Linked DNA regions of Homo sapiens: region 1 is linked to region 2. Evidence: read pairs that join two places in POLR2A ChIA-PET (ENCODE). Cell type or tissue: K562. All regions are shown on one strand.

What was found. Peaks named below come from ENCODE experiments on the same cell type or tissue, not always from the same donor. Only the 100,000 strongest peaks of a DNase experiment are listed, where the experiment ranks them.
Region 1: POLR2A ChIA-PET joins it to region 2 with 5 read pairs; 15 of 35 experiments call an interaction of 5 or more read pairs at or near these places.

Annotation. Positions count from the first base shown.
Region 1 is chr1:1,807,025-1,811,024 of GRCh38, forward strand. The region is part of intron 5 of GNB1 (G protein subunit beta 1); the gene reads right to left. Among named protein-coding and RNA genes, the nearest start is that of NADK, 31 kb to the left of the region's middle. In K562, no CTCF peak of the experiment used is centred here; no DNase peak of the experiment used is centred here.
Region 2 is chr1:1,881,816-1,885,815 of GRCh38, forward strand. The region is part of intron 1 of GNB1 (G protein subunit beta 1); the gene reads right to left. Among named protein-coding and RNA genes, the nearest start is that of GNB1, 7.3 kb to the right of the region's middle. RefSeq lists an enhancer at 1-320 and a silencer at 35-329. In K562, no CTCF peak of the experiment used is centred here; a DNase peak (open chromatin) is centred at 1,816.

The sequences.
Region 1 (4,000 bases), 75 kb before region 2:
AAAGCATGAACAAAAACACTGTCACAGACCACAGTTGAGAGTGGAGATGCCTGGCCCCAACCGAATGCAGGCCACATCACCCCTGGCACCCATTCCCTTTGTCAGCTGAGACAGGCTGACATCATTTCATAAGTGTTTCTGTTTGGTTTCATTACAAATCAAATTAGAGGCTCATGTCTTTAATCCCAACACTTTGGGAGGCCAAGGTAGGTGGATCACAGGAGTTTGAGACCAGCATGGCCTCATGCTAGCATGGTAAAATCCCGTCTCCACTACAAAAACACAAAAAAATAGCTGGGTATGGTAGTGCATGCCTGTAATCCTAGCTACTCAGGAGGCTGAGGTGGGAAAACTGCTTGAACCCAGGAGGCGGGGGTTGCAGTGAGCCAAGATTGCGCCACTGCACTCTAGCCTGGGCAACAGAGCGAGATCCTGACTGAAAAAAAAAAAAAAAAAAAAAAAAAAAAAACAAACAGAAAGAACAAACCACTTTTAGACATTCCAAATTCATGAAACATTTCTCACCCAAAATACCCCATGAAATTTCCCAGACTGAGCTAAAATTGGAATCAAGGTCTCCTAGAAACCAAAGGAGGCGTTCCCTCCTCACCTGCTTGGTAAACAACAGCACCACTGCGCATGGTCCGGGAGCAGAGACCAGTAACTATCACGAATTTTTTCTTTTTTTCTTTTTTTTTTTTGAGACGGAGTCTCGCTCCGTGGCCCAGGCTGCAGTGCAGTGGCGCCATCTCGGCTCACTGCAAGCTCCGCCTCCGGGGTTCATGCCATTCTCCTGCCCCAGTCTCCCGAGTAGCTGGGACTACAGGCGCCCACCATCACGCCCAGCTAATTCTTTTTGTATTTTTAGCAGAGACAGGGTCTCACCATGTTAGCCAGGATGGTCTCGATCTCCTGACCTCGTGATCTGCCCACCTCAGCCTCCCAAAGTGCTGGGATTACAGGCGGGAGCCACCACGCCCGGCCTCTTTTTTTTGTTTTTGAGATGGAGTTTTGCTTTTGTTGCCCAGGCTGGAGTGCAATGGTGCGTCGGCTCACCGCAACCTCCACTTCCCAGATTTGAGCAATTTTCCTGCCTCAGCCTCCAAAGTAGCTGGGATTACAGACACGCGCCACCACAGCCAGCTAATTTTGTATTTTTAGTAGAGACGGGGTTTCTCCACGTTAATCAGGCTGGTCTCGAACTCCCGACCCTCAGGTGATCCGCCCACCTCGGCCTCCCAACGTTTTGGTATTACAAGCGTTGAGCCACTGCGCCCGACCATGAATTTTTTCATAACTATTTCCTTGCTCTGGCAACTGTGCTCAGTTCGGAATCCACATGTTGAAAAGGAGCTCCATACTACAAAGGAGAATATGAATAAGGAGCAAAAGAATTTCACCTTAGCAGGCAAGTAAGGTGGGTGAAAGGTAACTCCTGGGAACCACAGTTGCTTATGAGAGGTCCTAAGGAACCCTGTAGCACAGAATGCTGTTTTCAAGGAAGAGCAAGAAGGTTCCACTGTTTGATGCAGGGATATCTGTCAGTACGGTAAATGATAGTATAAGGATTTTTAATTTTAAAGTTTCTATCAAACGCAAGGTTTTTTGTTTGTTTGTTTTTGTTTGTTTGTTTGTTTGAGACAGAGTCTCGCTCTGTCACCCAGGCTGGAGTGCAGTGGTGTGATCTCAGCTCACTGCAACCTCTATCTCCTGGGTTCAAGTGATTCTCATGCCTCAGCCTCCCAAGTAGCTGGGATTACAGGTACGTGCCACCACACCTGGCTAATTTTTGTATTTTTAGTAGAGATGGGGTTTCCCCATGTTACCCAGGCTGGTCTCCAACTCCTGGCCTCAAGTGATCCGCCCACCTTGGCCTCCCAAAGTGTTGGGATTACAGACATAAGCCACAGCGCCTCAAAACACAGGTTTTAACTATTTCAGCTGTGAACATATGTGGCTTCTTAAAGCTGACCTAAAGCTGGAGTAACGCTCTCTCAAGTTTTGTTGATAACTCTGACACTTTTAATATCAAACTAGATGTTTTGATACAGGTGTCAATGAGTTTAAGAACAAATAAAAACCTTTTCACCTGCACTTTATTACAAAATTTATCACAGAACTAAAAACTAAGTGCAGGCTCCCATCCTATTATTTTTCAGATGCAATTTTTTTTTTTTTTTTTTTTTTGAGAGAGAGTCTCACTCTGTCACCCAGGCTGGAGCTCGCTGCAACCTCTGCCTCCCAGATGCAAGCAATTCTCGTGCGTCAGCCTTCCCATTAGCTGGAATTACAGGTGTGCACCACCATGCCTGGCTACTTTTTTGTATTTTTAGTAGAGACAGGGTTTTGCCATGCTGGTCTCGAACTCCTGAGCTCAATCTGCCTGCCTCGGCTGGGATTACAGGCGTAAGCCACCGCACCCAGCCTTCAGTTGCAATTCTTAAAGCAAACTTCTCAATCCAGGTTGTCATCAACATATTAAACATTTAAAATTATTTCTACGTAATGGTATCATGTTCCCACTCTAGCTTTATTTCTGCCCAGCCCTTCTGAGACTTTCTGTCGAGTATCAGAGCTGATCTAAAGCAGCTCATCCTCCTAGATTAGGAGGATCACCTTTACAGAGGTCTCCCGGTCAGAGAGCTTAATAACTGCTGACTTCCAGAGGGATTAGGGACACGTAAGCTGTCCACTGATCCTCCAGAAGGTGAGAGAAGACATGCCTCCTAGTCCCGGGTCAGGGAGCTGTTGGAAAGCTGGGTTCACGTTGCCTAGTAGTGCCTTTACCTACTCAAAAATCAATTATCTGAGGTGCCACTCACCTAGAACATAGAGGCAAGGGCCAGGAAGCAAGCTAACAGGCTCCAGGACCCTGAAAGTAGCTGTCAAAAATCAAAACACCTAATGCCCTTCATTTTACTCAAAGGAGGGAGGGTGGTGGCTCATGCCTGTAACCCCAGCACTTTGGGAGGCTGAGATAAGAGGATTGGTTAAGTCCAGGAGTTTGAAACCAACATGGGCAACAAAGGGAGACCCTGTCTCCACAAAAAAATATATATATATATTTTTTGAGATGGAGTCTCGCTCTGTCACCCAGGCTGGAGGATCTCGGCTAACTGCAAGCTCTGCCTCCTGGGTTCATGCCATTCTCCTGCCTCAGCCTCCCAAATAGCTGGGACTACAGGCACCTGCCACCGCGCCTGGCTTATTTTTTGTATTTTTAGTTGAGACAGGGTTTCATTGAGTTAGCCAGGATGGTCTCGATCTCCTGACCTCGTGATCCGCCCACCTCAGCCTCCCAAAGTGCTGGGATTACAGGCCTGAGCCACCGCGCCCGGCCCACAAAAAATATTTTTTAAAAATTAGCTGGGCACAGTGATGTGCACCTGTGGTACCAGCTACTCAGGAGGCTGAGGCAGGAGGATTGCTTGAGCACAGCAGTTCAAGGCTTCAGTAAGCTAGGATCGCACCACTGCATTCTAGCCTGGACGACAGAGTGAGACCCAGTCTCAAAAAAAAAAAAAAAAAAAAAAAGTTGCCTTTTAGTACAAATATATTGATAAACATATTACAAATGTACATCTGATACATTAATACATACATACATAACAAGTAATCATTGTGGGCCTTGCATGTAGTTTTCTTTTTTGTTTGTTTTTTTGAGACAGAGTCTCACTCTGTCACCCAGGTTGGAGTGCAGTGGTGCAATCTTGGCTCACTGCAACCTCTGCCTCCTGGGTTCAAGCGATTATCCTGCCTCAGCCTCCTGAGTAGCTGGGATTACAGGCACCCACCATGAAGCCTAGTTAACTTTTGTATTTTTGGCAGAGACAGGGTTTCACCATATTGGGCAGGCTGGTCTCAAACTCCTGACCTCAGGTGATCCACCCGCCTTAGCCTCCCAAAGTGCTGGGATTATAGGCGTGAACCACGGTGCCTGGCCTCTCATGTAGCTTTATTTGTGTTTTGTTTTGTTTTTTGAGGCAGAGTCTCCATCCGT
Region 2 (4,000 bases):
ATAATTACTGAGCACCTGGCACACAGTATTGTGCGGGGTGCTGGAGACAGTGAAGGAGACCAGTTGGTTGCCGGATGAAAAACACACCATCTCATCAGCCTAGGATACACTCCTCCCCTCCATCCCCACCTGCCTGCCAGACAGACTCCAATTCAGGTCTCAAAGCTTTTTTTAATGAGAAGCTGCCACTGAACTCTGGACAGGGTGGTGTCCCTGGGAGCCACAGCCACTGCCCTCCGCTCTGTGCCTGCGTGTCAGGCTCCCTATTAGACCATGAATTCAGCAAGGCCCTGGATCACATGCATTCTACTATGGCTCACAGCCTCAGCACCCAGTAAGGTGCTAAATTGGGGCCAGGCACAGTGGCTCACGCCTGTAATCCTAACACTTTGGGAGGCCAAGGAGTTCAAGAGCGGCATGGGCAACAAGGTGAAACACCATCTCTACTAAGATACAAAAAACATTAGCTAGGCGTGGCGGCATGCACCTGTAATCCCAACTATTTGGGAGGCTGAGGCAGGAGAAGCGCCTGAACCTGGGAGGCGGAGGTTGCAGTGAGCCGAAATCGTGCCACTGCACTCCAGCTGGGTGACAGAGCAAGACTCCAACTCAAAAAAAAAAAAAAAAAAAAAAAAGAGAGAAGGTGCTAAGTCAACATCTGTTAAACAAATCACCATTACAGTTTTTATAAAAACAAGTGGAAAATATTTAATTATTGTCCCTATCAGCAAATCAAGGGACGTCAACAAATTTTGGTGAAATTAAAAAAAAATCTAGCTTCATAAATGGGAGGAGGAGAATTCTCTAAAAAAATGAACATAAATGGGCAGGGCGTGGTGGCTCACGCCTGTAATCCCAGCACTTTGGGAGGCCGAGGCAGGCAGATCACGAGGTCAGGAGTTTGAGACCAGACTGGCCAATATGGTGAAACCCTGTCTCTACTAAAAATACAAAAATCAGCTGGGCATGGTGGCAGGTGCCTGTAACCCCAGCTACTCTGGAGGCTGAGGCAGGAGAATTGTTTGAACCCAGGAGGTGGAGGTTGCAGTGAGCCGAGATCATGTCACTGCACTCCAGCCTGGGTGACAGGGCAAGACTCCGTCTCAAAAAAAAAAAAAGGACATAAACTTACCAGTTTTCAAAATGAGGCATAGTTCAAGATTATTCTACAAAGGTAAAGGAAAGCCTTTAAGAGCAGGTTACTGTGGCTCACATCTATAATCCCAACATTTTGGGAGGCTAAGGCAGGAGGATCACTTGAACCCAGGAGTTGGAGACCAGCCTGTCTCTACAAACAATAAAAAAAATTAGCTGGGCACGGTGGCATGTGCCCGTGGTCCTAGCTACTTGTGAGACTGAGAGAAGAAGATCGTATGAGCCCAGGAGGTCCAGGCTGCAGTGAACCATGATCATACCATCACATTCCACACTCCAGCCTGGGTGACACAGCAAAACCCTGTCCCAAAAAAAAAAAAAAAAGAAAAAGAAAAAAAAACCTTTCAAGAAAAGATAAGGATGTGAGAGATTTAGTAGAAAGTAAGGCAGTAAATAAGTGATAGGGATTTGCAAAGATAGCTAATATGCATGTTCCACACCCTGAATTAATATTCTTCTGGAACCATGGAGAAAAAAAGAAAAATCTCAGTAAACTGTCATCTTATAACATTTGTTAACCTTGCCATAAAAGAAATTTTTACAAAGCAAGGCCATCAGCAACAGAAATAGCTAATCCTTGCACTGAGCTCTGTTATCAGTGCCCACATCAGGACTCATTTAATCCTCACAATGACCCCATGAAGGAGGCTCTAGGAGCCTGTTTCACAGATAAGGACAGACACAGAAGTCCTAACACTGCAGGTGGCCTAAATTAAGGCAGGCTCAGGGAGGACAGAAAGCTCCTGTGGAGTGGAAGGGTAGAAGTTGAACTGATCTTGATTTTCAGTGCGAATAAAAGTCCTAACACTGCAAATCAGCCAGTGAGGCAACAGAGCTGAGCTGGGCTCTAACTCAGACAGTGCCAATCCTTTTGAAAACTACTGAATTTCTCTCACTCCCTAGATTTTAGGAATTATTTTAAAATTCCTATGAGAAATTTTCTGAAACCTATTGTAGACTCTTTTGACATGCTCATCTAATTATAAAGTGTCCGGACTTTTTTTTTTTTTTTTTGACCGAGTTTCACTCTTGTTGCCCAGGCTGCAGTACAATGGCACAATCTCGGCTCACCGCAACCTCCGCCTCCCAGGTTCAAGCGATTCTCTTGCCTCTGCCTCCCGAGTAGCTGAGATTACAGGCATGTGCCACCATGCCCGACTAATTTTTTTTTTTTTTTTGAGATGGAGTTTCCTTCTTGTTGCCCAGGCTGGAGTGCAATGGCACGATCTCGGCTCACTGCAACCTCAGCCTCCCGAGTAGCTGGAATTACAGGCATGCATCACCATGCCTGGGTAATTTTTTGTATTTTTAGTAGAGATGGGGTTTCTCCATGTTGGCCAGGCTGATCCACCCTCCTCGGCCTCCCAAAGTGCTGGAATTACAGGCGTGAGCCACCGCGTCTGGGCTAATTTTGTATTTTCAGTAGAGACAGGGTTTCTCCATGTTGGTCAGGCTGGTCTTGAACTCCCAACCTCAGGTGATCCGCTCACCTTGGCCTCCCAAAGTGTTGGGTTTACAGGCATGAGCCACCACACCCAGCCCAGAATTTTTTAAGCTTTATTAACTACAACACTCGGCAGAAGTTGAGTGTCTGTAATCAACATAGGGAATATATTTTCTAAGTGCTACAGGACTGCACACAGACATGCATGGAGACATGATTACCCACCAGTAAACAAGAATACATTCCACTGATGCCCTTAGTATTCCCATTCTTTTTTTTTTTTTGAGAGACGGAGTCTTGCTCTGTCGCCCAGGCTGGAGTGCAGTGGCGCGATCTCCACTCACTGCGAGGTCTGCCTCCCGGGTTCACACCATTCTCCTGCCTCAGCCTCCCAAGTAGCTGGGACTACAGGTGCCTGCCACCACGCCCGGCTAATTTTTTTGTATTTTTAGCAGAGACAGGGTTTCACTGTGTTAGCCAGGTTGGTCTCGATCTCCTGACATCGTGATCTGCCCGCCTGGGCCTCCCAAAGTGCTGGGATTACAGGCATGAGCCACCGTGCCCGGCCAGTATTCCAATTCTAACAGGTGAATGAATTAATACATAAAGTCCTCTCTTGATATAATGCATTAGTAAGTTTGGAGCAATGAATTATTAAATCATAAAAATATTTTATCTATGGCAAAATAGGTTCAACAGAATAAACTTAAAAATTAAGCTGGGCACGGTGGCTCACACCTGTAATCCCAGCACTTTGGGAGGCGGAGGCGGGCGGATCACTTGAGGTCAGCAGTTTGAGACCAGCCTGGCCAACATGGTGAAACCCCATCTCTACTAAAACTACAAAAATTAGCCAGGCATGGTGGCGGGCACCTGTAATCTCAGCTACTTGGGAGGCTGAGGCAGGAGAATCACTTGAACCCGGGAGGCAGAAGTTGCAGTGAGCCAGGACAGCGCCATTGCACTCCAGCCTGGGCAACAGGAAGGAAACTCCATCTCAAAAAAAAAAGAAAGAAAAAAGGAATTACCTTAGATAATCTTAATCTGGTCTTTTAAATCAGTAAGCTTTTAAAAAATGGGTCTTTCTCAGAATTCTAATTTAAGAAGACATAAATAAGGAAATACTTCCACTTAATCTTTTTTTTTTTTTTTTTTTTTGTGAAACGGAGTCTCGCTCAGTCACCCAGGCTGGAGTGCAGTAGCACGATCTCGGCTCACTGCAAGCTCCGCCTCCCGGGTTCACGCCATTCTCCTGCCTCAGCCTCCCAAGTAGCTGGGACTACAGGCGCCCGCCACCACACCCAGCTAATTTTTTTGGTATTTTTAGTAGCAATGGGGTTTCACCGTGTTAGCCAGGATGGTCTCAATCTCCTGACCTCGTGATCCGCCCACGTCGGCCTC